Regions from separate parts of the Homo sapiens genome. Here regions 1 and 2 are each linked to region 3. A link is a loop called in an ENCODE intact Hi-C map of the cell type or tissue named here. Cell type or tissue: mammary epithelial cell. All regions are shown on one strand. Links, peaks and the distances in the headings refer to the core of each region. The heading gives the core; the rest is flanking DNA.

Region 1 (10,138 bases), core at 4,444-6,943, 430 kb after region 3:
GGTCTGTTCTTGCTTTTCTAGCTCTGTATTCTGTAGCTGTTGGATGACATGTTCTCTAATTTTCTGTTAGGCCCATTTGGTCTAATGGGTAGTTTAAATCCAACATTTCTTTGTTAATTTTTTATCTATATATTCTGTTTAACGCTGAGAGTGGGGTGTTGAAGTCCCTATTATTGTATTCTCTTTCTTCAAATGTAATCATATTTGCCTTATATATTTGGGTGCTCCATTGTTGAGTGCAGATATGTTTAGAATTATTGTATCCTTTTGCTGAACTAATCTTTTTATCATTATATAATGCCCTTCTTTTTCTCTTTTTATTGTTCTCGATTGAAAGTCTGTTTTATCTTATAAAAGTATAGCTACCCCTGCCTGCTTTTAGTTTCTGTTTCTGTGGAATATCTTTTTCCATCTCTTTACTTTTGTCTATATGTGCCTTTACAGGTGAGACGAATTCCTTGTAGGCAGCATATAGTTAGATCATTTTGAAAAATCCATTCAGTTTATATCTTTTAAGTGAAAAGTTCAATCTGTTTGCATTCAAGTTTATTGATATGTGAAGGCTTAGTCTTGTCATTCAATTAATTGATTTCTGGTTGTTTTATATATCTTTTGTATCTTTCTTTCTCTCTCATTGTTTATTATTGTGGTTTGGTAGTATTCTATAAGGATAAAATTTGAGCTTCTTTCTCTTCCTTGTTTGTGTGTTTGTGCTACTGGTGGTTTTTATTTTTGTGTGTGTTTTCATGATAATATAATATGAAAATATCAGGAAACATAATAGCTTTTTTTTTTCTTCCAGGAATAGAATTCCCTTAAATATTTCTTGTAGGACTGGTCTAGCTGTAATGAATTCTCTCACCTTTTGCTTGTCTGGGAAAGATTTTATTTCCTCTTTGCCCTCAAGAATATAAAAATTTTAAATATTTGGTCAATTTATGGTGTTCCATATGACATAAAGGGTTTAATCAATCTTTTTAACTTTTTTTTTTTCAGTTTGTCTGACTGGGTTGTTTGAAAAGGACTTAAGTTCTGGGATTCTTTCTTCTGCTTGATCTAGTTTATTGTTGAAGCTTTTGAATGTATTTTGTATTTCTTTTAATAAATTATTTAGCTTCAGAATTTCTATTTGGTTCTTTTTTAATGATATCTATCTCTTTGGAATTTCTTATTCATATCCTGAATTGTTTTTCTGATTTATTTGTATTGTTTTTCAGTATTCTCTTGTATTTCATTGAGCTTCTTTAGTATCAATATTTTGAATTGTTTTTCTGGGGTTTTGTAAATTTGTTTTTGATTGCAACCTGCTGCTGGAGAATTATTGTGTTTCTTTGAGTGTGTAATATATTCTTATTTTTTCATGTTTCTTGTGTCTGTATGTCGATATCTATGCACATGATGTAATTGTTGCTTCTTCCAATTTTTGAATTTGCTTTTATGTGAGACAAATTTTTCCTGATGATGTATTTATGGTAATGGCTGGGTAGGTCACTTTTGATTTGATTCTGGGTGTGTGCAGTATGTAGTCTCTGTATGATTTCTTTAGTTGTAACAGCATCAATAGTGTTTGTGATTTTCTCAGTGGCTTAGGGTGCAGTTGTTAGTAGAGGTTGTGGTAAAGTTTTACTCGGGACTGGAATACCAGATGGGGCAGTCTTCAGGTACTAGTTGTGGCAGCAGTAAGCTGAATGTGTCTGTCCTTAAACTCCAGGGTGGTGCATGCTGGCACTGATGTTAGTTGGTTCAGGAAAGACAGTTCTTGAACTTCTAGGCAGTTTTCTCAGGTTCCAGGGATTGTCAGTGGACTGGGTAGGTGGACAGGTTCTTGAGCCCCTAGGCAGTAGGCAATAGGCATTAGGCATTGCATGGTTGATGGCTGTAGCAATGGTGAGACAACTCTTTGGGACTCAACTGATCCATGCTGATGATGTTGATGGCTGCAATCAGCTTGGTGGGCCAATCTCCAGACTCCTTGCTGATGCATGCATTGGGTGCCAGCTGTGGTGGTAGTGGCAGGTTCAGTGGACTTGACCACAGACCTTGGGAGAAGTGTTCAGGTACCAAAGGTGGTAAGCTGGACTGGGCAATTCTCAAGACCCTGGATGGTATATCTGGGTACTGAGTGGGGAGTGGAGCTTGGCCAGGTGGATCTGTTCTCAGGCATCCCAGTGATGCAAACAGGCACTGGCTGTTGTAGGCAGAGATTGGGTGATCCCCAGGCCCCTGTTGGAGTGCCCAGTTGGAGGCAGCAGTGGCTGCACTGCAGCCCTGACACTGGGGAGCAACCATAGGCAGGTGCCTTTGTGGGGGGGGCGGTGCGGGGCATGCACTTTGCTTGAGCTTTAGCCCCAAAGCAGCACACAGCAGTGGTGATTGTGGGCAGCAGAATTTGTCCTCAGGGTGCATGAAAATGCATGACTGCCCTCTGCTAGGAGGGCAGGACTACTGCCAGTGGCTCTTGCATAGGCCCCAGTTGCAGCAGACAAGGATATCAATGGAGCTCCAGAAATGCAAAGATGCAGCCGCTATTGGGCCTCCAGGCAGGATGCAGTCTGGTGGGGACTTGGCTCTCAAAATGGCACTGGAGCACAGCTGCTTAGGAGTTGGGGTGTGTGGGACCCCGTGTGAGCTCTCTCTCTGGAGCAGTGCCTTCACGTGCTCTCTAGCTCTTTATGTTAGTCCCAGGGTCCATAAAGGTTCAGGGGCTCTACTGTAACTTGGATTATAAGAGCCTGTGGTGGGAATTTGGAGTTCTGGGGGCCCCTCACTTGCCCTTCATCTTCATTAGGGAGCTTCTCCAGACTCCTAACCAATCACAGCCAAACAGGCTGTCTTTCCTTTCTCTCCTTCCTTGCTTCAGTGCTTCCTGTCATTTTTTTATTAAATTCTAGTGTTCACTCTTTGATGATCTATTTGAAGTGTGATTATGTATTTGCTATTTTAGTTTCTCTTCATGGAAGAGGCAAGTACCAGATCTAATAAGCATCTAGTCAACCATCCTGAAGCCTCTCCCAAGGAGTTTTTTAAAGATACATTCTCTTTGTATTTTTGCTATTCCTTCCTCAGGAGATTGATTTGAGAATCTATCCCACCGTTTTCTCCAAAATCAAACTTCTTACTCTGAATTTTTATTATAGACTAGCAAAGAAATTTCCCCTTTTCCACCTGAATGATCTTACTTAAATTCACTTACTCTATTCAATCTAGTTTTTGAATCTTAATTTAAAAACACAAAATTAATTAAAAATTAATTTAAAAACACAAAAGTGGGGTTTTGTTTACTTTTTTGAAAAGCTGCATTTTAAAAACGTATTTGCCATATTATCTAGAGTCTTGCTAGTGAAAATTCCACCACAAAGACAATATTGGTTATTTATTGTTTATCTTAACTGGATTATTATTCAATTAGGATGCTTTCACTTCAAGCAAATCAATCTTTAATCACTTGATGGCACCAGAAATAGTTAAGAGTTTACAGCATAGTTTGTAGTAAGGAAGAGACCTAACTTCTTCCATCAAGGGGAAAAGGAGTTGGGATATATGTTACCCTCTCTAACCATCAGATTTCCCCTTTTATTCAAATAGCAAGTCAGTACCTTTGGATCAAGGCATCAAGATCTATTCCATACATATTAATACCACTCATGTAAGTTGTAATTTTGAATGTGGTTTCAGCTTGCTGTTTATGAAGCCATTCTAGACCATTTCTGAATTAATGAAAGTACACTGTTCTAGGAGTCCAGACTTTAGTTACAGCTTCATCACTAATTATCACTCTCTGAGTCTTAATGGTTTCATGCAGAAAAGAAAGGCAGACATCTAAGTTGGCCAGGTCAGGATCAGTAGGGTTTCTTAAATATCATCTGACTTCATCATGGATATCAAGAATCGAAATTCCTGAAGGAGAGCCCTGGGGAAAGAAAAATAAATATATATGTTTTATACAATAATATATATATATAATTTATATAAAAATATATAACTTATACATATATAAAATTGTATATAGAGAGTACATATATATTTCTATACTTTTATGAAGTCCTTTTAGGTCCAAGAGATAGCTCACATTTTCTTTAATTTAATCCTCAAAACAAACCAGAATTTGAGTATCAATATCCCCCTTTCACTGATAAGGAACTTGAGTTTCAGAGAAGTTAAGTGACTTGCCCAAGGACACAAAGCCAGAAAGAAGAAGGGTAGGGTCTCAGAACCATTTTCTGTTTCTAGGTTCAGCCCTCTTCCCACTACAACAGAGGTTTATACTATATATTAAGTTGTGGGTATGTCAGGGAAGACTATAATAAGGGAAGAAAATATATTACAAAATAACTATAATATTATCAAAATAACATTTTAAACACATTGGGATAAAATTAAAAACCTCCTTAAAACAAATATTACCATTTATATATTAATTTTAGTTATCAGTTACAAGGCAAAATAACTTCTCCAAATTGTAATACTATAAAAGTCATCTTTTAAAAACACAAATGACATTACATTGCTTAAGTTCAATACCTACTGTTTACTGAATGTAATTCAAATTTCTAATCTTAATAATAGGAGTCAATTTTGATAAGACCCTGCCTAACTCTCAGCTTCATTTCCACTCATATAAATTGCTATAGGCATGCCAATATCTCATACCTTTTTAAAATTCCTATGCTGTTTTATGCTTCTGTCCCTTCTGCTTGGAATGCTTTTCCTTAACATTCCTCCACATGCCTCCTCCCACCGCCCCCCTTTTTCCTGTCCAGTGAACTTCTGTCCTTAATTTAAAACTTCTTAAAGGTCATCTTAGCTGTGAGACTTTCCCTGACCATGTAGACACAATTTCCTCAACCTCAATTCTCTGATGGCACCATGTCCATATTTCAATTAACCGTTAGCTCACTGTATTGAAATTATTTCCTTACATGTTTGTATTCTCTACCGGACAATGAATTCTTTGAGAGCAATGTGCCTTATTCATTTCTGTATACTCAATGCATGGCACTGCATAAACACTTAAATAAATAAATAAATTAAAATACCAAACTTATACACATGAGCCAGTTTTTTCTTATGTGATTATAGCTATAAAAGTTTGAATCTCTCTATGCCACTGCTCCCTCCCACACCTTCATGCCATGCCTGGAGCTACAGAAAGGACACAGTTTGTTGTCAGCATAGGTGCAGAAAAGCTCCAGGTATTTTCCCCAGAAACAAATAGTCAGGTCTCCTATTGTAGAAAGTGATATAAGTCAGATTCAAGAAAGAGTTTTGCATCTATTTAGGAGATGGAGGACATTCTACTGTAGTAAGAAAAGCAAGCTGTGTCTAGATTCCTTCTAGAGAAGCAGTCTAGTTGTAAGTGAGGGAATAAGATGCCATAGGAAGGCACAAAATGGCAGCATGAAATACTGAAAAATGTGAGAAGACTTTGATTAGTGGGGGTTCAGCAAAGACAGTGAGGAAGAGGCTGGGTTTCCTTGCTAGGAACTGACCCGTAAGCAGATATATGTAGAGAGCAAAGATTCAAGAGCATCCTCCTACTTCAAGATAATCTCCACAGATCATCCAGTTCTCTTTGCCTTGGCTTGGTATTTCTAAGAAACTTTATAAACCTTATTCATTTTTCTGAATAGGCTTTCCTCTGGGGACATCTACTGACTGCTGCTGAGAGGCTTAAATGAGATCATTGGTGAGAAAGCCTCAAGCTCAGTGTTTGACATGTAACGTGCTCAAAACAAATGGCAGCTGAATCTGAATCACTGTAAATTAGCAAATTAATTCTCTGGTTTACAAATCAGACTTGGGTGAGCCTGAGCATGACTTTAATGAGTCAACCTGCAAGGCTCTGGAACATAAGGTGTTTGGGAAAAAACTCTCAAACTGTGATTTCCTTTTGCTTTCACACCACTACCACAATAACTATCAACACAGAGAAGACCTCTGTGAACAGATGTGTGAGGGTTTCTCTTTACCACAAAGCAAGCAATTAATTCTACAGTGGACACCAACTCTGTGTCTTCCAATTCAATTCTGATACATCTACCTGGAGATAGTGTCAGATCCCATAGGTTGAGGGCTCAATCCCCAAGACTGCCTCCCCAACCAGTCTTAAGTCCATCCAGGGCTCTGGAACTTCTGACCAACTGGCCTAAGTTGGGGTTCCCATGCCCCTGTCTTTGGGTTTGATTAATTTTCTGGCGTGGCTTACAGAGCTCAGAGAAACATATGCTTATGTTTTCCAATTTATTATAAAGGATATTACAAATGATACAGATGATGGCCGGGTGCGGTCACTCACGTCTGTAATCCCAGCACTTCGGGAGGCCAAGGCAGGCAGATCATAGATTCACCTGGCCAACATGGTGAAACCCCATCTCTACCAAAAATACAAAAAAGTAGCTGGGTGCAGTGGTGGGTGCCTGTAATCCCAGCTACTGGGGAGGCTGAGGCGAGAATGCTTGTGCCCAGGAGGCAGAGGTTGTAGTGAGCCAAGATCACACCACTGCACTCCAGCCTGGGTGATAAGGTGAGACTGTGTCTCAAAAAACAAAACAAAACAAATGATACAGATGGAGAGCTGTGTAGGGTGAGGTATGGGGAAAGAGGAATGGGGGAAGGGACATGGAGCTTCCATGCCCTCCCTGGGCATGTCACCCTCCAGGAACCTGCACATGTTCAGCTATCCTGAAGCTCTCGGAACCCAATCCTCTTGGGTTTTTATGGAAAATTCTTGACATCAGCATTCTTTCTCCCAGGGTATGGGGCAAGAGCCTCTCTGAAATGAGGGCCTTATGACCTACAATGAGAAAGGTGGAGCAATATTAGAGTCCGGCCTTTGGGCAGGTGAAAGGAGGACAGGAGAAGGTCAAAGAGATTCGGTTTCCTGAGTCCTGCCCCTGAGGCCTAACACACCCAACCTAATAACAAAAGACTGTAACAAGGGCTATGGTAGCTATGACTCAGGAACTGTGGATGAAAACCTATATATATATATATGTGTGTATATATATATATATACACACACACACACATATACACACACACACATATATATGTATATATGTGTGTATATATATGTATGTGTGTGTGTGTGTACATATATATATATATATATATATATATATATATATATATATATATAATAACACCACAGAAGGTATAAGAGCTTGGCCTACAGGGAGCAAAGCCTGCAGCTCAGCCCAGCACAGCCTGCTCTGGCATCATAACAGGATTCAACTTGGCTCTGCACACTGCCCGTTAGCTTAAAGCAGGACTTATGTGAGAGACTTCTGGAGTACTGGGAAAACAAATTATTGTCCTGCCCTCTGCTTTTGTCTAGTAATAATCCCTTCCTCATCGAAAAAATGAGATTGAGAGCATGTGCTTTGGGTAAGGAAACTTGCAGCAACGAAGTGAAGGGGTCAAGGAATAAAACACTAAAATCACAGAGGCTCAAACAGCAGGGAAAGAAAATTGCTCAATCAAAGCCTCAAAACTCTCCCACTTTTAATGAAATATGCGACTTGTGATAATAATGTATAGTTCGTACTTGGATTATTCTAGGGATTTAAATCTTTAGAATGTTTCTGTGTTGTCTTATTTCCATTTTTCAATAACTATGGAAGATTTTGAAGTTTGATCAGATACTCTAACCACAGATTTACATTAGAAGGCTTAAGAAACAAGGGATACTATATTAGTCATATGTATCCTGAACACCTCCAAGTTCTCCAGCCTTCTGGAGGCACCACCTTGTTTGAAATTTATGAGAACTAATTCAGGCTTCCAACTGAAATAACCAGAAGTCCAAGACTCTTGATATTTTTGCAGGTATTCAAGAAGAGGGGCTAACACTGACTTAAAGCTGCCTGTAACTTCTTACTTTCAATGAGTCATTGAGAACCTCTCACCATTACCTCATTGGGCACTGCCTGCTCCAACTCTTTCTTGTTCCTTCTCCTATGTAAAAATGAAAATGCCTTTTTTTTTATTATCCAAAGCAGTACTGCATTAAGTCAATGCTAGTGTGGTTATAGAATTGGTGACAGATTGTCCTGAAGATTTGGGGGATAATGAAGGGCGTTTCTGCCCAGATCCAAAAGTAACTAAAAATTAAACACCAGTCATCACTATTCTAAGTTTCTTGCCTCCACACCATTATTAATCAGCTCTCTTCTTAGTACCAATCTGTTGTTTTCTTGTTGGAATCTACTACTCTACCTTCTCATCTCTTCCTTGAATTATTGGGCTCCAATTTATTATTTCTCAGACAGCTCACCACACCTGGACATCTATGTCTCTATATCTTTTTATTTCTCTATCATCTGTCAAACTACCTATCTATGTAACAGGATATCAACTATGGCTTTTCGCTCTATCTAGAAGTTCCAGGAGGGAATTCAACACTGACTATCATAGCTGCTAGATCATCTGAAACAAAATATATTAAGATTGTGTGTGACCACAGGAGAGTATAAAAGAACAGAGGAGAGAGGTCTTTAACTCTTACTTCACATGTGCTGAGGGATGCTTCCAGAAACTCACTGGTAAGCTTGGGCTGTCCTCACTGATACTTAGGAACCTGATTTACACCTACAATTTATATAGTAAAGAACCTAAAGGGAACCATTTGTAGCAAGAAAGAAAAGGTACAGGGCTGAATTCAAAATGGCCTGCTCTTCTAGATATGGATCAGATGTAAACTAATGTAGGAGCTGAAATTAGGCCATCTTGAAAGAGTCTGCCCTAAAGGATAGCCTGAGAGGGCCTGGTGATCCCATGAGAGGAAGTATGTGTGAGATGGACCACTAGATGCTGGGACTTAGGGAAACATCATGAATAATCATCTAGAAATGGCAGAGGTGACGTGTTTCATGACAAGTGAATAGCAGGGGAGAGATCCATAGTAATGAAGGTTTCTGAAGACCCCAGAGAGGGCCCTCGTGAAAGAGAAAGAGAAGGAGGGATAAAGAGACAGACAGAGAAAGAGAGAGGAAGAGAGAAGGAAGAGCACTTTTGGTGGCCACCAATGTCAGGGACAACCATACCAGTTAAGTAAAAACTTTCTGCCTCATCTCTCTTCTCCCATCATCCTCTCTATTTCTGGAAAAAACAGAGATAGCCTAGAGAGTAGAAAGAAAGGGAAATAAGAGCAAAGCTCAGAAGCTGATTAAGCACCTCATCTCTACTGCATATCTCCAAGTCTAAATCAGGCCCAAGATGCAAGATGACCGGGAAGAAGGTTTGACTTATATAGGAGAATAAGGCTTCGATATTAGTCTGGCCTAAACTGGGCATTTTGTATCAAAAGATAGCATTCACTTATATATGACAGTGATGGATAATGCTATTTTATGCTTCTGAGATTTCATCCAGAGGCAAGAAAATGATTGACAATACTTATCGGAAGGCAGTGGCATAGAACAACAACAAAATGCTAATTTATATTTTCACCTTTACTGAGCACAGATCATTCAATAAAACAGTTTCTCTATCTCTCTCTAATTCTGTCTCTCTCTTGTTGTCTCTATCTTTCTTTCTTGCTCTCTCTCCACACAAACACACACACACACACACACACACACACACAGGGAACAGGAGAGAGAAAGAAAAGAAAAATAGAAGACAGAGAGAGAGAGAGAGACATACAAAGAGAGAAAAAGACCTTTTGTTTGTGTGAAAATAAATTTAGCTTTCTTTGTTTCAACTCCTTTCTCCTAGATATAAGCGTAGAGCTTTCTCTTGCATAAGCGAAAGTTCATGTTTGTTTGTTTTGGTTTTGAATAAAATAATATGTCACCTTTCTCACATGAATTTTAATTGATTCTTCAGCTCTCCTGGTGCATGAGCTGCCACAGTTGTCTTCCTTCATTGACTATGTATCTTTTCATTCCTCCCCACTACACGTAAAAAAAAAAAAAATACTGTGTATGTGGACATGGACACTGAATTTCCTGGAAATTTTTCTTTATAATCTTAATCTTTGATCTAAATGTTTATAAGATCTGATATATGTTCTGATTGTGATGCAGGCCTCAGAGTATGTCTGCTAACCTGGGACTTTTAAAATGGTAATGATTTAGTCCTTATTGTGGCCAAATACTCAATAGATCTTTAAAATGTTATGTTCAGCTCCTTTCTC
Region 2 (10,138 bases), core at 4,640-7,139, 570 kb after region 3:
CATTTTACACATGATAATTATCACCTCTCTTGAGAGACAAAAACAACACTCAGTTCTTAATTTTTTATGAAACACATACTTTCTTTTTTATTTGGCTCATGTTGCCAGAAGAGTTTATTGTAAAATAAATAGGAAGAGACAAAAAATAACTAAGTGTAGATTTTATACCGTATACTAAGTGACAAAATGCTATAACAATACCAGGCTACTCTCTATACACTCTATGGCAGAGCTGCTCAGCTTCTATTCACTGAAGTTTCATGTACAGTCATGCACTGAATGATGACATTTCTGTCAATGATGAGCCTTGTATATGATGGCATTCCCATAAGATTTTAATACCATATTTTTACTGTAGGTTTTCTATGTTTATATACACAAATACTTGCACTGTGTTACAATTGCCTACCGTAATCAGTACAGTAACATGTTGTACAGGTTTGTAGCCCAGGATATATAGCCTATACCATCTAGCCTAGGTGTGTAGAAGGCTATATCGTCTAGGTTTGTGTAAGTATGCTTTACCATGTTTGCACAATGATAAAATCACCTAACAACACATATCTCAGAACTTAGCTCTGTCATTAAGCAAGGCATGACTGTGGTTCTAACTTACAGCTCCTTTTGTTTTCTGTTAACCTTGACAACTGGTGGCCTGGTATCGTCACACGTTTTGTTTTTTGTTTTTTTTTTTTGAGACAGAGTCTTGCACTGTCGCCCGGGCTGGAGTGCAATGGTGTGATCTCGGCTCACTGCAACCTCCGCCTCCCAGGTTCAAGCGATTCTCCTGCCTCAGCCTCCCCAGTAGCTGGGATTACAGGTGCCTGCCACCATGCCCGGCTAACTTTTTTGTATTTTTAGTAGAAACGGGGTTTCATCATATTAGCCAGGCTGGTCTCAGACTCCTGACCTCGTGATCCGCCCGCCTTGGCCTTACGGGCGTGAGCCACCGCGCCCAGCCTCTTTGCACTTCTTGATCTTGACACATGATATGACCACAACTGCCTGACAGGGGCATCTGCATCCCTTATTTCTGTCACCACAACTAGGAGTTAGCTACCCCAGCTGCTAGTAAGTATCTGAGAGTACTTTCTGTTATTGATGAAGGGCCTACACACATTAAATCTGGAAAGGTGAGAGAAAATAGCTGGTACTGAGTCCAGCATACAGAGTGGTAACCTCTGGATACTCACAAGGTATATCTTTAAAAATGTAAGTGTAGCTATAATACTCTCCCTTCAGTTTAAACTGTTTAATATATTTAGTAAAAGTAAAAATAACTTTTACATTAGGATTCAAATACAAAATTTAAAAAATTAATGATTTCTTAAATATGCATTAAGATGCTGACTCCTACCTTGTCAATCTATTGTTAGAAGCACTTTTCTGCCCTATATAACTAATAGTAGTAGTTCAATAAAATTTCTGAACTCTGGTCATTGACTAATCTCTAACATTATAATTTCTAGCATTATTTAAATTCTCCTTACTTTTGCCAAGTAATTAGCCTCTTTGTAACCACTAAATTTTTGGACCTAATCTCTCAGTTTAGGAACATTTTGCTAACAGGCTGTCTTACTCATAGTGACTCTACATCTATTTTGAATAAATTACCATTGCTTATTAGTCTCCCCTAAGCTCTCACCATTTTTACGTCCTTCCTCAGTCCACCTTTTCAGTTGTTTCATTTTCACCTCTCCAAATATGCTCAAATTTCTTCTTATTTCTCTTAAATGTAAAAGGTAAAACCAGAAATTGAAAACCAAATCATTCTTGAGAATACATCCCAGTGATCTCTTACTAGTTTTAAAACATGCTCTATGCCTAATTCTCTTTTTTTGGTTTAATTAAATGTAGAGGATTTTATTTATTCTTAGCTTTTTCTTCCAGTGCCAACTAAATTTGATTTAATGTTTTCATGGAACTTGATTCTATATTTGATGGATAATTTGGGATCAGATATGTTCACCTGTGGTATTAGTCCAAATTGATAATCCTACCCAATTTTGTATTTTAAAATTTAATACATAAGATGACATAAAACCTTAAATAATATATTTCTCCAATCCTAGTCAAAACCGCTGTGAGACATGCATTTTATTTCTAAAGTATATGCATAAACTTTGATCACTATTGCTTAAGCCCTCAGACCATTAAACATAGAGGATGTAATCAAAGTCTCAAAATGAAGATTCTCTTGCTTCTTATTCTTTGACAAGAACAAAAAGAAAATTAAACTGTTGCAATGTGACTTACATTTAGATGCTCTGTGCACAGGTTTCCCAAGACACATGGCTATTAACAAACACATTTTACTCCTTTTCGGTTAAGCACATTTAAATATCTTATTAAGAAAGATTGTCAAGCTTTTGAAAGTATAAACAGATCAATATTTTTAAGTAAGTACATTTAAATCAGGATTTTTGTAGAATTTTTATGGGACAAATGGACAGAATAATCTAGTTAATTCACAATTTGAATCTTTCCAAAGACCCTCAAAACTTAAAACACAAGTGATTTATATCTTAACACGTGTGTTTGGTAAGTCTGAGATGAATAGTACCATACCAAGGAAAACCACGTCACAGAAAAGAGATCTGTTTGTTTTCTGAAGTTTTTGTTTCTTTCTGTTTTGTTTTGAATAATATATTTGGGAATGGTGGTACAAAACTTGAAAATGGTCTGGTCAATACCCTAAAATGAGAAGCAATGGTGATGATGAACCAGCAACATCCTGCATGTTATAGTGCCGAAGGGCAACAGGGCAGCAGGGCTATGTGGCAGATGCCATGTAGGCAACTTGCCGCACCTCTCTGAGTCTTGTTTCCCACATCAGTAAGATGATAATAATGATCATAGTGTCAGTGTCACTGTTAGGAATTATGATTTATGTAGTGCACAAAAGTCATTAAAATGTTTAAGCAGTGGCAAAGGAAAGAAAAAAGAAGAAAAACCTCAGGTGAGTGCTATCTTGGGTGAGATGCCAAAACATCAGGCATAAACAAGGACTGCTGTAGGCAAACAAGATTGGGTCTGCTATGAGTCGCTAAATGTGCCTGCTTTTCCAAAGCATCCTGTTTGGGGGAGTTTTGTTTTTGTTTTTGATTTGGATTTTGGATTATTGTTTGTTTGTTTTTCTTCATTTTTCTTCTTCTCTATGATCGATGGCCTTTTATTTTTGGTCTTTTTTACTTGATAATTTCCTCTTATGCCTCCACTGAGTTGACACATCAGGGAAGTGTCCCACTGGACAACTCAAAAGGGTGGTAGGTCTGGGCGAGCTCTGCTCTAGTATTTAGGGAGAAATAGACCGTTCCTTCTTAGAGAATCATGGTTAGATGTTGGGAAGCAAGATTAGGGTAAGGACCAAGGGTAGAGAAGGAAAAGGCTCTAGACCTGCTTGTGGACATAGACTTCGATAGAAAGGAGAAAGGAAGTTACCAGGTCAAGGGCTTCTATTTGAGAGTTTGCAGCCAAAGCTCCCCAGATTTAGGGGTTCCAAATAAGAGTCTGAGGATGGGGCCCTGCATTAATGACAGGTGTGCCCTCACCAGGAGGCCCTCCTGCATATCTTTCTCGTGAGCTTACAGCAGTGAGAGTTTCAGGGAAAACACTCATATCCACTGTTTTTTTTTTCTTTTCTTTTTTTTCTTCCCTCAAAAGCCTATTTTCCCTTCACATGGGTGAAAAGAATGACACATGTGGTATTAATTCAAATCCAGGACCCTGGAATCATAGTGTCATAAGATAAAAAGAGAAATAATTAAACGATGAATCTTTTCTCAGTCCCAGAGCAAGGGCTGGCACTAGGAAGCATTTTAATAAAGAATCTGCTTTATATACCCTCCTGCCTTTCTCTCATGTTTTTTCCAGCTCACATAGCCTTTCACCTGAGGTCCTCAGGCAGCCTGCACCATCATGATGTCCTAAAACACTGTGACAGTATGATATCCCATTCCAGCCTCCACTACTTTCCAAAGGTGCACAAATTCCTAACTTCCTACCTCCCACCTCCGCACCAAATCCCAAGGTTTTCTTTAGAGTTGGACTCAGCCAGGGGTATCAAGAAAAGTAGCTGATTAAATCAATTCACAGAATGATTTGAATGACTGATCTTTTACACACCCCCATATATTTGCATTTTTGGAAGAGGAAGCTTGTTAAATAAATCTATCATCAGTGAAATTTTTAGGCAACTTATCAAAGAGAAAAGAAAAAAAATTAGGCTTTGACAGGAAAAGAGATTTAGAGAAGGGCTGAGAAACCAAACTCAATTTTGTCTGGCCACCAGATTCCCAAATGTGGTATTACTCTGGTCTCACAATATTCCTCAGCATACAAAGGTTGATAACAATGGCTGTCATGTAGCAATCCAAACAGGAGTGAACAGTTTGTGTGTGTGTGTGTGTGTGTGTGTGTGTGTGTGTGTGTGTGTGTATAAGTCAGGGAAGCAGGTTTGGTGGTATGAACAACAGAAATGGGTTACTTTTAGATTGAGGTTTGCCCATCATTGATGCCTTGTGGTTAAAAATAAAAATAATTCTAGCATTTATATGAAAAGTCTTAAGTGTAAAATAAACATTTTCTTCTGATTGGCTAACTATGGCATCAGTCAGTAAGTGATTCATGGCACAAGGCAACACTTAGACAATTGTATTTGTTAATCTTTGCTGAGCAACAAACTATCTCAAAACATTATTACTTAAAGCAATAATCTAGTATACTTTCATGATTCTGTAGATCAATAATTTGGGATGGGCTCAGCTGCAAGGTTCTTACACTAATTTTACCTGGACTTAACCCATAGGGCAGCAATTGAATGATGGCTGGGTGGTTTAAGATGGCCTTAGTCAACATATTTTGCAGTATATGGGCTTTGAGCTGAACACTTCAATTTTCCTCTACTGCACTGCTCCATCAGGCTAGCTTGGACTTGTTCACATGACAGCAGTATCCCAAGAGGGCAAAAATGGAAGCTGCAAGGCTTCCTGTGTGGCCAAGGCTCAGAATGCACACAGTGTCACCTTCTCACTTCTTCATAAGTTTGTTTAATAGCGTTGCTGTCTCAACATCCATTTTTAGCCTGATGTAAGTTCTTTGAAACCTGGTCATATCCTGTCACTTTTGGCCTAGTTAGAACTTTTCCTTTCTGTGTGATTATTTGTGGTATGGCCTGCTTGTTCCTCATCCCACTAACCTAAAACCCAACACAGTCCACAGCTGCTAACCACAATAAAACCTAATGGTCAACACTTGTCATATTAATAAGTTCCTGCCATTTGCATGTGTTTTCTTTAACTAGCCAATCCACAATCCCCCCTTGGGAAAGCTTAAGGGATAATGCCAATGGGTCCTAATAAAGGCATAGTCCCACAGGTCCTCTCTTTCTTTCACCTCTCTCTCTCTTCTCCACTACCCACTGGTTGAGATCCCTGCTGCCTCCAGATGTCCTGTCAGCCTCCTGTTGGCCCTCCAAACCTCTCTGGGACCTGTATGTAAGTAACAAATTTCTTCTGCTTCCTGCATTTTGGTTTTACTTCCTCATTGTGTCTCACTTGACACACATATCCAAACCTAACTTCCCCCTGGTCAGAGTTTTCCTGGAGTGTGCCTTATGGCTACTCTCAAAAGAGAGACCTCGAGACCAAATTAAAAGAACTTACAACTTTATTACATTCCATTGGTTAAAACAAGCAACAAAGCAAAAGCCAGAATCAAGTGATGGGGATATAGCTCCACCTCTTGATGGGAACTGCTGCAAAAAGCCACTGAAGACAGGAGTAGCTCAAAAGGTTTTCAATAATTTTCTATTTGGAGTGTTCTTTTTTGCTTCCCCACTTCCTTAGTGCAGTGAGATCCTCTTTTATCTGTAGAGAAGTCACATGGGGAGAGCTCATGTTCCAATTATAATTGAGGCTTAGGAGAACTGAGATGTTAGGTTGTTCATTATTCTATTTGAGGTAAAATGAACATAGCTAGACTTTATAGTTTTTAGAACATTTCAAGAATGACATGTCATCTGTTTTTTTCCAAGAAATGGTCTCTAGTGGCACTCTTTGGAAGAACTATAATCATTAGAACATTCATTGTCTCCTGAAATTTTTATTTTAAATTGTTTAAGCAGATGTGCTAAGATGTTTGCTTCACACATTTCCCAAATATTGGCTTCTTTAAGTGATGTGTTTAGTTTGTCCCTTGGGATATAGGTTTATGTTTCTTACATAAATCTCCTATAAAGCCTTGAAGGCAATTTTTTCTTGGGGAATATTTATTTCAATTTCTTAGGCTAAAAAGAAAAGTATTTAGGGGACCGTTTTATTAGTGTTTGTAATGAGAACATTTATGAGAGGCATTGATTTCTTGCGGAAAGCTTGTTTCTGATTCATGAAGAAATATAATAGAATTATGTGCTGGAAAGTTAATCTGGGTGTCCTGAGATGAATCTCTGCAAGTCACAAAGACTTGCTGTGTCTGTAAAATCAGATGATCAGAAACTGGGTCTAAACCACTGTGGCACTCTAGCCAAACCAACAATTTTGCAACACGACAAATAGCTATTCCAAATCTCACCTTGCAGACAACGGAAGTGGTAGATATCTGGGGTATAGTGAATGTGCTATGAAAATAGAAGGAAGAAGCCCTTGGACACAAAAGTGGAACCTTACACCTTGGTCTTGACCTCATTTTCATTTCCATCCACTTTTGTGCTTTCTAAAATTCAGTCTCTGAGATAAAAGCTCTGATTAGAGATTTGGCAGCTCTTATTCCCATAAAGCAAAATTTATGACTATCATCTAGTCTTCAAGAATCTTTCACTCTTCATCTCCTGCTGCTTCTATCCCAAATATGCTTGATTTTCCCTGGAATCTCCAGTGCCTATCCTGTTTCTCAGTTGCAATAAAGACCTCTATATTACCCTATAGAAGGAGCAGTTTATATCACCTGTCACTCTCTCGTTTCTGGAATTTCTTCTCTTGGTTTCTGTGATGCATTCTTTTCTTCTCAGACTCCTTTGCTAATTCAGTACACCTGCTTGGACTCTCAATGCTGATATTCTCTAAGCTGACTCCTGGAATTTCTGTCTTGTCTATCTACACTGTTTTGTTTCTCAGTCTTATTCATTCCCATGATGTTAAACATCATATATGGCTTTACTTTTCAATGTTTACCTTTGGCCTTGGCATGATGCCACAATTATATTGGAACAGCCAACTCTCTACTTGCAATTTTCACTTAAAGTCTAATAGGCATCTCAAAGTTACCATGATAAAAGCAGAACTATGAACTTTGACTCCAACCTACACCTCTCTCTACTTTTTCCGATTCAGGACAGTATCACCACCCTCCCAGTTTACTCAAACCAAAAATACAGGTTCCTTTTTTTAAAAAATTTAAAAGTTAAGTTAAGCCAATAGCAAACCCTCCTTACTTTATCTCCAACATATATTCAGAATCCATCCATGCCTTCTATCTCAACTATTTCTCCCTTAGTGCAATCAATTCTCATCCCTTGCCTGAACTACTACATTAACCTTCTCACCTTACTCCATGAGTGTAATTTTTATTTGTGTTTTAATTCATTACAAGAGAAATTTTTAAACATACACAAAACTAATGACAATATTATAATGAGCCCCCATGAAAACCTCATCTAGTTTCAATAATTCGTAACATTTTTCCAATCTTGTTTCATCATACCTCCCTCTTTTCTCTCCCCCAATCAATGACGTATTTTAAAAAGAAATCACACACATCATCTAATTTCACTGTAAATATTCAGTATATATCAGTAGTGGATAGTGACTCATGTTTTTAATATAACTATAGTACCACTATACACCTAACAAAAATAACAATTCTCTTACAGCATTTAATATTCAAACCACTTTCAAATTTCCCAGATTGTGTCAAAAATGTCTTTTTATAGTTATTTTGTTTGAATAAGAATCCAAACAAGGTCCAGAGCTTGTATATGCCTCTTGGGTCACTTTTAATCTACAATATTCTCCTTTATTTCATGCTGTTCATTTGTTAAAGAACCCAGTTTATTTGTTCTGTAGTGTGACCCACATTCTCAATTGGTTGGTTGCATTTTTATAGTTCTTTGAATATATTTCTGTCTCCACAGTTTCTCTTTAGATTGTTAGTTAGATCTAGAAGCTTGGTTTTATTCATGTCCAATTTTATTTTGACAAAAATAGCTTCACTTTATAGGTGATGTGCTGTGTACTTCCTATTGTGTCATATCAGGCATATCTAGTGTCTGGTTGTCCCACTTTTAAGGGATAGTGAGAATAATTTGTGGGTTCCAGTGATGTCAATTGCTTCATTCATTATACAATTCCCAAACAACTTTTTGCTTAAATGTCCTAGGAGCCATTGATAACCACTATCTATATCTGTTATTTCAGTATAAAATTTAAAAAAATTATTTAAAAAAATTCTGCCATTCTGCTTGCATGTATTGGCTGAAATTCCTCTGTAAAAAAACTATTTTGTTATCTTAAAAGCCACTTTATACAGAAAAATAATGATGAACATTTAATCTTTGCCATTCACCAATTTTTAGAATAATGAGCCAGTGTATTGGAAAATTCCAACAATAACAAAATGTTTTAATTGTTGTTTAATTTCATTATTATTATTAATTTGTGTATATTTGATATGTGTCAGCCCATAAAATCTTCTTTAAACTGTCCTCCCTGTTACAAATTTTATCCTTATAAATATCTTCATTACACTGCAGTCAGTGTGATCTTTGAAAAACTCCAATCCCATCTTGTCTATATGCCATTGAACACTCTCCAGTGGTTCCCCATTACAATTACAACAACACTCAAATTCCTCATTCTAAAAAGGGGTATGTATCATTGCCCTGCCTATCTCTCTGACTATACTTTGTACAATTATTCCCCTTAACACAGATGCCTTTTTGTTTCTTAGATACCTGTCATCTAGGGACTTTCTCTCTATCAGCTATGCTATTATTCTTGATTTTTGCATCTGTACTTCTTGTTATTTGGTCTCAATCCTATGACACTGAGTTATTTTCCATCGGATCACCCATCTGTTTTATTCTTGGTGTAGACTAGTTGATATTTTCTCACTAATTTATTACTTCTTGGTTTTATCTTTCTCCCTCCTCTATACTTTAAGTCTTATTGAAAGCAAGGATCTTGTCTGTCTTGTCCACCGCTGAATCTCTGGAGCCTAGCACACAGTAGGCATTCACTACACATTTACTGAGTAAATGGCTGCTTGAATTCATGAAGGCCCACTGAATTTAAGGCTGAATCTCCTCAGAAAAAAGGGCCCCTGAGATGTACACATACATTACCAGTGACTTCTTGGTGTAAGAGAAAGCTCTTGCTTTCTGTCAGGAAGGCTGAAGGTGTTCTGACCCACAGGAATAGCAAGTAAGTTTTAACTTAAAAATGAATTTTTAAAAAGTATTCACATGAACAGAAAAATTAAAAATCAACACAATATATTTTAAAATCTTTTATAACAAAACTATACATCTTAATTAATATTAAGAGATTTGTTTTAAATGTTACAGTTTGAAATTTTCTTATTCAAATTGTTAGCAGTGCCAAATTATTAAAATTACTTTATATTAAAAAGTAACACACGTATATCTTCTTTTGATATTTCTTTCCTATTTGTGACTAGATAAAATTTAGTGGAGCAAAGAAATTTCCAAAAGACTCTTATATTAGTAGGTTCAATAGAAAAAATATGTCATGAAGTACAGAGTTTTTAAGCCACATGAAGTATTAGGCTCTGATGGCTAAGAGTCTAATAGTTTCAAACAATACAATGTTCATGTTGTTAGATAACTAACTATAAAACTCATTCCATATATTAATTCTATTCTACCTGTATTACATCATCATTTAATATAAAAATTCTGGATGTAACTATTTCTAGTCAGTAAATATTTTAAAAATTGTACACATATCTTATTGATGATTTGAAAATCTGGAAGTAAGATTGGAGTAATCTACAACATTTTAAAATGAAAAACATATAACATTTTTCTTTGTTTGGCTGTTTTTGTTTTGTTTTGTTTTTTTGTTTGTTTGTTTTTGAGATAGAGTCTCAGTCTGCAGCCCAGGCTGGAGTGCAGAAGCATAAT
Region 3 (10,138 bases), core at 3,480-5,979:
GAAAAAGAGGATGGTTTTTCACATCCAACGCAATCATTGAGCCCTTCTCATCCTCCCAGAAGAGCTCTCTTTTCTGGGCTGTGTGTGGGCTTGGGTGTGTGCTTGATTAGTCTTTGGCCTTATCCTAAGTTTATTCCATTCACCCCTCCTGAGTGAACTGAAAAATGCTCCACCCAACCCCTGTCCTCTTGCAGCTTAAGGCCGAGGGGGAGCCAGGCAAGAAAACCATATTATAAAATGATTTAGCCAGATGTATTGGGAGCACAAAGCAGAGATTTATCTCCCAGATTGAGAGGGAAGTTTGGGAGATCTGAAGGGAAAAAATGGCAGTTTCCTTGAGGGAGTAATGCTTGAATTAAATTTTGACACATGGAAGTGGAAGAGGAACATACATGAGACAGAGATCTAGGGTGTTGAGGGTATATCCAGAGCTGGCACAAAGTAGGTGGTACTCAGCCAAAAGTAACTGATTGAATAAATGAACTCATGGCCTCTTGTTTGACTTTGTTCCCATATCAACAGAATTGTAGCACTGTTGGATGTATTATTTAATCACCTGGCCAGAAATTCACTGAACTGTGCACATGGTGCACTAGTGTGATACACCAGCAACTGAAACAGAACCATCCTCTGTGTCCCACATGGTGGGACACTTATAGGAGCTCTTGGGGAGACTAAAAGAAGATGCCTTAACTCCAGGCTGATATTACAGTTGCCCTATTCATCACATATCTGGAAGTTTGTGCAGTGAACCATCTGCCCAGCCTTTCCCAGAAGCCCTCATAAAGCAGACCAGAGGGGTTAATTGCTAAACCTAGAACTCTAGTGGCACTCCATAGGACATCACCAATCCAGGGAGCTGCTCACAGCTCACAGTGATTCCTTCCTCATCTTCTTACCTTCCCCCAGAAACTCTTGTTACTGACCTGATATCATAAAAATTTGTCCACTTTCTGTGCTGGGGTAATCTGCCCCTGCTTGCAATATTAGTTTTCTTTTGAAGTGCAGGTAAATGAAAGTGAAATTTTTTTACACTCATGTTTCTATTAAAAATTGGAAAATGAGACAGATGTAGGCTTGTATTTACAAAAATTTGCATAAGAACATGCTTGATTGTGAAAATAAAGAGTAGTCCTACCTCTTTAAGATGTAAAGTGTGCCTGATTTTTTAAAAAAAATACAATTTAAGGAGCCATTATGAAAGAAATCAAAGGAAGAATTATGACTGGTATAGGGAAAAGATGCATGATGATAGACTTAAATGTAAAGAAGAGGACTGAAATTTCAACAGGATTTTTGAAAAACAAATAGAATAAATGATGGTATTAGGATTCTCCAGAGAAAAAGAATCAACGTGTTTGTGTGTGTGTGTGTAGAGTGACAGCGAGAGAGAGATTTATTTTAAGGAATTAGCTCAAGTGATTATGGAGGCTGACAAGTCCTAAGATCTGCAGTCAGCAAGCTGGAGATCCAGGGCAGCTGATGGTGTCATTCCGGTCTGAGTCTAAAGGCCCGAGAACCAGAATTGCTGATGGTGTAGTTCCAGGTAGGCTGGCTCAAGAAAGAGCTGACATTTCAATTTGAGTCCAAAGGCAGGGAAAAGCTGATGTTCCAGATCAAAGGCAGTCAGGCAAAGGAATCTTCCCTTTCTCAGGGGATAGTCAGCTTTCTGTTCAGGCCTTCAACTGATTGGATGAGGCCCACCCACATTAGGGAGGGCAATCTGCTTTTCTCAGTCTACCTATTCAAATGTCAATCTCCTCCAGAAACATGCTCACAGACACACCCAGAATAATGTTTGACCAAATATCTGTGCACCCCATGGCCCAGTCAAGTTGAAACATAAAATTAACTTTCACAGTGATGCTGTCTAGAAATGCTTACATATTAAGTGAAAAAAAAATTGCTCAGGCAACAAAAACTTTGTATCAAAGGCAAGTTTAAAAAGAAAGTTTATTGGAGGCAAAAGAAAGCACAAGTCCTAAACAGAAACTAACATTTACAAATGTAATATCTGTAGCTTTTACTGCTCAGTATGTTGTAAATATGGCTTAGAGCTTGCAAGACAAGTTATATGAAAAAACCTAAGTTATTTCTGGCATTTTTTCGTTGCAGCTGATAAGTGTATAGAAACCTAAAAGCTATTTGTGTTGGAGAGTATTTTGAAATGACTAAAAATTTTTTTTGGAAATGGCGCTTCAAAAAGGCACATTAGGAAGTAGCTTATTTTTGTGTATGGAGAAGAGGTTTTTTTTTTTTTGTTTTTTGTTTTTTTTAGAATTTTAAAGTACACTTTTCAGAATTGGTAACCATGGCTACGGATGGGACTCCAGTAGGGGTCAGTGTTACCATCAGACTTATGAAATATAAGCACGATGTAACAAGATTTTGTCAAGACACAGAATTTAAGCCAATTTATTGTACCATTAACAAGAAACCACTTTGAGCTCTAAATTTAAAAGCCATACCAATAATAGCTAAGGCACTAACCATGGCCCACACAGTTCATGCTCCAAATAGCTACAGTGGATGTTGAGAACTCAATTTTGAGCGGCTGAAAGAAATTTACTTATTAATGTCATCAAGGTTAAAATATCCATCTTGGCTCACCAGTGATGGCTGAATCAAAGATTTGGTTCTTGTGGTTGATGATATAACCCCTGCCCCTTAAAAAAATCATATAAGCAGATTTATTCATATATAACAAAATTACATCTTTGGGAAACTCATCTGGGTAGGAATGATCTAGCCCATTTTTTGCACTGAAACTGGTTTTCAGATATGAAAATTATGGACTAACCCTTTATTGCAGCACCAAATTGTGAAGTCGAAGACTATGATCCAAAAAAGACACTCTGATTTAAACCTTTAGACTTGATGATAATATTGCTTAATTTGCCTTTTTCAATTGCTACTGCTAGTGCGAATAAAAATTACAAAAGGAAGTTTTTGAACAGCAGTGCATTGTATTGAGAACTTAAAATGATAATATTGGAACACTAGAATTTTACAAATATCTTGCCAGTAATTAGTCTAAATTGGAGATTAGTAAACTATGGTCCATGGGTGAAATCCGGTTTGCCACCTGTTTTTGTATGCCTCGCAAGCTAAGAATCATTTTTAGATTTTTAAGTATTTGAAAAAACATTTAAATGTGTTATTGAACAATTAGTGTCAGTCAACAACTTATTTTAGAAAAATAATGTGACCCTTCTTGCGCAGAGTAAAACTCATACCTACCTTGCATGGCACACAGGTTTCTTTGTGATCTTCCCCAAAGGTCTACCCTTGCCATTTTCCACAGCTATGGCAAGTCTTCCATGTGTTTATGGACCCTGTCAGCGTTGCATTCTCCTTTCCTCAGTCTTCTAATGAACTTTCTACTCGAGCTGATATGTTAGCTCTGTGAATTTTTTGGTCTTTCCAAGCAGGGCTAATACCTCTTTCCTCTGGGCTCTCATACCTTTGGTTCATACCTATATTAGGAGACTTTCACATTGTACTGTAATTATTTACTCGTCTGTCTCTTCTACCAATGAACATCTGCAGAGCAGAGAACCTGCCTTATTTATTGACCCCAGCACTTAGCACAGTGCCTATTAATATGTAGCTAGGGCATGCTTATTGAATGACTAAAAGAATGGATCAGGCTGGGTGCAGTGGCTCACACTTGTAATCCCAACACTTTGGGAGGTCAAGGCAGGTGGATCACCTGAGGTCAGTGGTTCAAGACCAGCCTGGCCAACATGGCAAAACCCCATCTCTACTTAAAAATACAAAAATTAGCCAGGTGTGGTGGCAGGAGCCTGTAATCCCAGCATCTTGGGAGGCTGAGGCAGGGAGAGGTGCTTGAGCCCGGGAGGAAGAGTTTCAATGAGCCAAGATCGCACCACTGCACTCCAGCCTGGGCAATAGAGCGAGACTCCATCTCGAGAAAAAAAGTCGCAACAAATCAAATAAAATAATGGATTAGGCATAGTTTTTCCTAGAAATGGGATATGACTGTGATGGTAATTTTACTTTAAGATATCATTTTGTTGAATATAGAAGGATTCATAAAATTCTAAAGAAACTGTAGAATAAGATGTGTCCTATCACTTCTTCAATGAAAGCCTTACTTCTATTTTGATTATCTTGAAATACCACAAATCTCTCTAGATTTTGCCCCAATTACTGATTGCCCTTTTGAGTAAAACTACTCCAAAAGTTGTCCACCTTCTGAATTGCCATGTTCTGTCTTTTGATCTCTCGAATCCATTCCAATCTGTTTTACCCCTACCATTGCACTGAAACAGTTCTTGCCTTACTTTGCACTTAACTCAGTCAATTTCTACCCCCTTGAAACATTTTCTTTCCTTGACTTTAAATATCCAATTTCTCTTGGTTCTTCTCCTGCCTGACTGCCCCCTCATTCTCAGTCTTTGTTGGTTTCTTTTCCTCTCCAAGATCTCAGGATGTTGGTGCATCCCACGGTTAAATCCTCAGGACTCTTCTGTAACTACTTTTCCTCTTGGGAGATTTTCCCCTGAAATTGTATCTGCATAGCTGACATCTCCACTTGAATAATCCAATAGTATCTTAAACTTAATGTGTCCTTTTAAAACAGAGCTCCTAAAACAATATCTGGTTTGCATTAGACACTCATTAATTAATGTTGACTCAATGAATGATTGCTACTTTAATCTATTTTTTAATTGAGGAATTTAAATTTTCTTCTCATTAGAAATCTTTCAGGAAGGATTGGGAGCTGACAATGTCAAATGTGTTCATTGATAAAAACTTTCCATGAAAGTTGTCTCTGTGGAATTTGTGCTGCTGAATAGATTCCCCACTAGGGGGTATGCATGCACCACATACATTTCGAAAACAGTCCTGGTTAAGAAAAATTGAGTGATTAATAAAATAAATAAGGGCTCTTGGATGTAGCTGTTGTCTGATTTTTCATTTATCTTGTTTGGAGGAAACTTTTTAAAGGTTACCTTTATTTTGTAAAGAGAATGAAAATTTTCTAAATGGAAAGAATCAAAGAAAAAATGTTTTTATTTTTAGTATGTCTAAATTAAAACAAAACACAATTCACTTTTAGGCTGAAGAATTACTTTACAACATGAATGATTCTTGGTTATAGGCATTATTCTACACTCAGTTCAACTGACTAATGTTTATTGAACACCTAGTATATGGCAGGAGTAAGGAAATATCCCTCCCTTTGATAAGTTCACAGTCTAATGGGGAAGACAGTCATGGAAATATGAAGCATAATGCAACAGTAAGTACTATAATAAATATAATTTAAAAGTGCTTTAAAAGCCTACAAAGAATGAAATTAACTATGGCGAGGGGTGCTGTCACTGAGAAGGAGACATTCAGGTGTCCCAGACTAACTGCTTTTATCCTAACTGGGCCTCAAAAATGTCTGTGTTGATGGATTTGAGTCCCTGTCTCTAGCATGTGTGTTCTCTGTATTAGTGATCTGTAGCCCCAATAAAGGCCACAGGGTAGTATCTGGATATTTACTTACAATACTCTTAGTACTACACTGTCTAAGCATTCTAGTTTCCCTAGTCTTTTCTCACCCAATTCTGGGGGCAAGGGACACCCAGATAATTAGTCTAGTTGAGTGAGGAAATGGGGTACAAATGTGAGAGACTGAAAAATTTGGAGAAATGAAAGAGTGGCCCTGTGGAAGTCCGCTGCACTGGGCATGGGAGGCCATCAGACCCCCGATAGACATGATATCAGCATGCTTGACTGACTAGTGAGTTGCCAATGAACCCTATGGCTTAGGAAGCTTTTTTTGTGCTTCTTAAAGTACATCTAGGTTGTCAGGGTATGAAGGTTTATGGGAAAACAAACTATCCTAAGCTTATGTCCTGTGGAGGGATATGTGTGGGTTTTCATAGATGGGATTACGCATATGCATTTAGATGAGCTAGATGAGTACCTAGAGGGAAGAAGGGCTGATAAAAAGACAGTAACTATGATGTAGGACTCCACAGCTCTTCTGCACTCTCCGAGAGCAGTTCTTAGAGCAGGAGATTGCCAGATTGCCAGTTGGAAACCTCAGAAAGCTGTATTCTCAGGTGCCCTCACTGACAATCTTATGAGAATGCTATTGTAGGCAATGAGAGTCTAGATAAGAATTAGTACTTTTAAAAGCAGTAATTTTTTTAAATGCTAGGAATAAAAGGGACAGAAAATAAAGACATGATTTGATTTAGATGCCAACACTTTACTTACTGTCTCTGGTATAACTGTTGAAGAGTGGGTGGGCAGCGGGAGGGAAGAAGGAAGCAACACCTTGATATGGCTTTTAAACACCAGAAAACTAAGGGCAGAACAAACAACAAATTTAGATGAATATTTAGATATTTTATGAATATTTTGTGAAGCTATATCTTTGGCATTTCTTTGTGAGAAAATTACAGAAAAGTATACACTAGATTTTGGCATTTTTATGAGGACACAATTATTTGTTAGTGAAGGTTAAAGGGAAACTGAAAGAATTCCAGATTGCTCTGTCAGGATTTTGGAATAACACAATGATAGATGAAATTTAAACTCAACATAAGCAAAGTAATGCTGCAGAAGCCGAGATTTTCAATAACTATGTTTATGCATTGTGACAGCTTATAAATTAGAAACCTAGCAACTCTTAGGAAATACACTCAGCCATCACTAGGGATAATATAACAGAGGTGACTGTTCTATAAAAAAGGGAGCTTGGACTTGATGCTATATTGACAATGAAGGAGGTAGTAATTTAAAAAATAGTATTTTAATGATTATTTGCTGTATTTATATGTCACACAATTTAAAAGTTGTTATGGAATAAACATTTGTTTCCTCCAAAAAATTGGTATGTTGAAATCCTGCTCCCCATTGTGGTGGCATTAGGTGTGAGAGAGTATCTCATTGTGGTTTTGATTTGCATTTTCTCTGATGGTTAGGGATGATGAGCATTTTTTCATGTTTGCTGGCCACCTGTATGTCTTCTGTCGAGAAGTGTCTGTTCATGTCCTTTGCCCACTTTTTAATGGGGTTATTTGTTTCTTGCTTGTTCCTTCATTTAAGTTATAGATTCTGAACATTAGGACTTTGTCAGATGGGAGAGGGAGATGATTAAGTCATGAGGGCAGAACCCTCCTGAATGGGATTAGTACCCTCATAAAAGGGACCCCAGGCCAGGCTTGGTGGCTCATGCCTGTAATCTCAGCACTTTGGGAGGCTGAGGCAGGCGGATCACTTGAGGTTAAGAGTTTGAGGCCAGCCTGGCCAACATGGTGAAACCCGGTCCCTACTAAAAACAATACAAAAATTAGGCAGGTGTGGTGGCATGTGCCTGTAATCCCAGCTACTTGGGAAGCTGAGGCAGAAGAATCGCTTGAACCTGGGAGGTTGAGGTTGCAGTGAGCCGAGATCGCGCCACTGCACTCCAGCCTGGGTGACAGAGCAAGACCCTGTCTCAAAAAAAAAAAAAAAAAAAAAAAAAAAGAAAGAGAGACCCAGAGAGCTCTCCTACCCCCTTTGCCAGGTGAGGACACAGCAACATGGCTAAATTTACTGTTGCCTTGTTCTTGGTAAATGTTTGTTGTTAAGCCACCCAGGCTATGATATTTTTGTTATGGCATCCCAAAGGGACTAAAACAAGACAAAAGCAAAAACTAGAAGCTGTTGTGAAATATAAATGGGCTACGTGAGGGCTGTAAGAGTGTAGGTGGTAAATCATATTGACTAGAGGTTTAAATACAAATAAAATGATTAATTTTCAAAATCTGTGTGTAATTACTCTGGAATATTATTTGACAGAGCCAAGACAGAATATATAAGCTGAACTGATTAGGGTATTCAAGGGGAAGAATACAAAAGTCAAAATAAGTTAAAATGAGTTGAAAAGTTAAAATGAAAAAAATATCAAAAGTATCTTGGGGAATATACTACATGAAGGAATTTTTAAAAGACCTTAAGACAATTCCAAACCTCAAAATAAAAAAATGGAGACATTTCAATGCAGTCACATATGATCTTGGATAAGTTATAAAATTTCTCCCAGCCTCTATTTCCTCCTCTGCACTGAAGGGTGAACAAATGGTTTCTTAGATGCATTCCAGCAACAAACTATTTGTCTTTTGTCTGAGATTTCCTCTCTCCCAAGATCCCCAGTGGATGCCTAAAACCCCGGATAGTACCCAATCGTATATATACTATGTTTTTTTTTTTGATCTGGTAAGAGAGAGGGCTACTAAGTGACTAATGGTGGATGGCATATACAGTGTGGATATGTTGGACAAGGGATGATTCATATCCTGGGTAAGATAGAGATTTCATCACGCTACTCAGAATAGTGTGCAATTGACAACTTACACATTGTTTATTTCTGAAAATTTCCATTTAATATTTTCGGACCGTGGTTCACCACAGATAACAAACCAAGAAAAGCGAAACAGAGAATAACTAACATAAGTAAGGTTGAAGAAATTTCCTCATCCATCTTAACTGTTAGATAATATTGCTTTGTGGCCTAGGTATTATATTCAACTCTTCCTCTGACTCAATGGATTGGTTTGCTTATCCTAGGCAGAGAGGAGCCTCTGAAATGTTGATCACAGCAAAAGAGCTGTGAACATTAGGGCTTTTTTTTTTTTCCATTAAAACTTTTTCTGAATGTGTACAGGGAAGAATATGGGCATAGTAATCAGATAAACTTGGGTTTGAAACATAACTATTCCTTACCAGCTGATTGCAAGAGCTAACAACCTTCCCTATCTGGAAAAACAGAGCTAATACCCACCTTGAAGAATGAAAGTACTATTCAGCACTCTGATCAATATACTTTGAGGTTTTTATTCCTTTTCTTCTTATTTATAATCCGCTAGGGCCTAACAAGAAAAAACAGATTTGATTATTTTTAGAGTCTTAAACTACAGAAATCACTGCTGGCTTCCAATGAAACCTTCAAACAAAATGGAATGAAGCAAGTCTCACAAATAATAAAAATCAGCCGCTCTGACAGGGTTTGGATACCAAGGGGAATTTTAGCCAATAGGTATTAAATCAACATACACCTCCAGGATTCCTTTATAGAAGAGTATAACCGGTCATTTCTTTGCTTATGTGTAAGACTTCCAGAATGCTACGGGAAAATTAACTCTCTTTTCAATATATTAGGCTTTGAAGTCTAAATATAAAGGCAATCAGGGTCTATTTTCAGAGCGGAGAGGACTGTTTCTAGACATCCAGGAAGGATTAGTCCAAATGGGTGTAACCCCCTTGGAGGCCTTGTCCCCAGAGCATCCTCATCTCCTGGGTGCCAGGGGCTTAAGGAATCCCCCTCCCTCCTTTTTTTCTTTCTTCCTCTTCTCGGAGCTCCCACCCTCACCCCATTCGGCTGCTTCTTTTCCATCTTCGCTTCTTCCCATAAGCGGTCAAAATAGAAAACGGAAGTACCTATTTGTTGCTTAGTGTAGTGCTCAGAGACGTTTTTTTGGTTGTTGTTTAATTAAGAAAAATAAAATCCCCCTCTAGGTTCTTCATTTCGCAATGAGCCCAAACATCCGCTGGCTCATTAGGCCTCTTAACAAAAGAAAAATGCCCCCACTGAACTGTGGCTGACTAGTGTGCGGAGGCTGGGGTCGGCTGGAGGGGTTCTAAGTATCTATCATGCGGCAAGGACAGCTTCCCGGGCGAGGGGACCCGGGATCCCGGGAGGCGCGTGCAGCGCCGCCCCCTCACAGTAGGGAGGCGCGGGAGAGGCGGCGGTGCCTGCCCAGCCCGGGTATCCCGTCCCAGGAGCGCGAGGGAGCGGGCAGCGGCCGGAGGCGGCGGCGGCGGGGACGCGGCGCGGCTGCCGCAGGGGAGCGGCGGCGGCGGCGGCGGCGGCGGCGGGCGCGAGGGGCGGGGCGCACTCCGCAACTTCTGCCGCTGCCGCCCGGGCGCTCTCGGCGCAGCCGAGCTGCTGCTGCGAACTGTGGAGCTGCCAGCGGAGCCCAGCCCGAGCTCCCTCGACTCCGCGCGTCCCAGGCGTCCGTCGGGGGCCGAAGCGCCTCCCGCAGGGAGTCCCCGTGAGGCCGCGCTGCCGCGTTACCCGCAGCGGCCGGGGGTCCGGGGAGTGCGGGGCTCCGAGACAGAGCCAGGCGCC

The links. Peaks named below come from ENCODE experiments on the same cell type or tissue, not always from the same donor. Only the 100,000 strongest peaks of a DNase experiment are listed, where the experiment ranks them.
Region 1: a loop joins it to region 3, with 4 times the contacts of the local background. A loop is called at or near these places in 2 of 110 quality-filtered maps.
Region 2: a loop joins it to region 3, with 16 times the contacts of the local background. A loop is called at or near these places in 6 of 110 quality-filtered maps.

Annotation. Positions count from the first base shown.
Region 1 is chr10:90,433,215-90,443,352 of GRCh38, reverse strand. The region is part of intron 3 of LINC02653 (long intergenic non-protein coding RNA 2653); the gene reads left to right. Among named protein-coding and RNA genes, the nearest start is that of LINC02653, 100 kb to the left of the region's middle. In mammary epithelial cell, for the core only: a CTCF peak has its summit at 5,649; no DNase peak of the experiment used is centred there.
Region 2 is chr10:90,284,183-90,294,320 of GRCh38, reverse strand. No RefSeq gene overlaps it. Among named protein-coding and RNA genes, the nearest start is that of LINC02653, 250 kb to the left of the region's middle. In mammary epithelial cell, for the core only: a CTCF peak has its summit at 5,735; no DNase peak of the experiment used is centred there.
Region 3 is chr10:90,857,803-90,867,940 of GRCh38, reverse strand. It overlaps HTR7 (5-hydroxytryptamine receptor 7), which reads left to right and starts at 9,902. Exons shown (of 4, transcript NM_019859.4): 1 at 9,902-10,138. RefSeq lists a silencer at 9,865-10,138. In mammary epithelial cell, for the core only: a CTCF peak has its summit at 4,829 (motif pointing right); no DNase peak of the experiment used is centred there.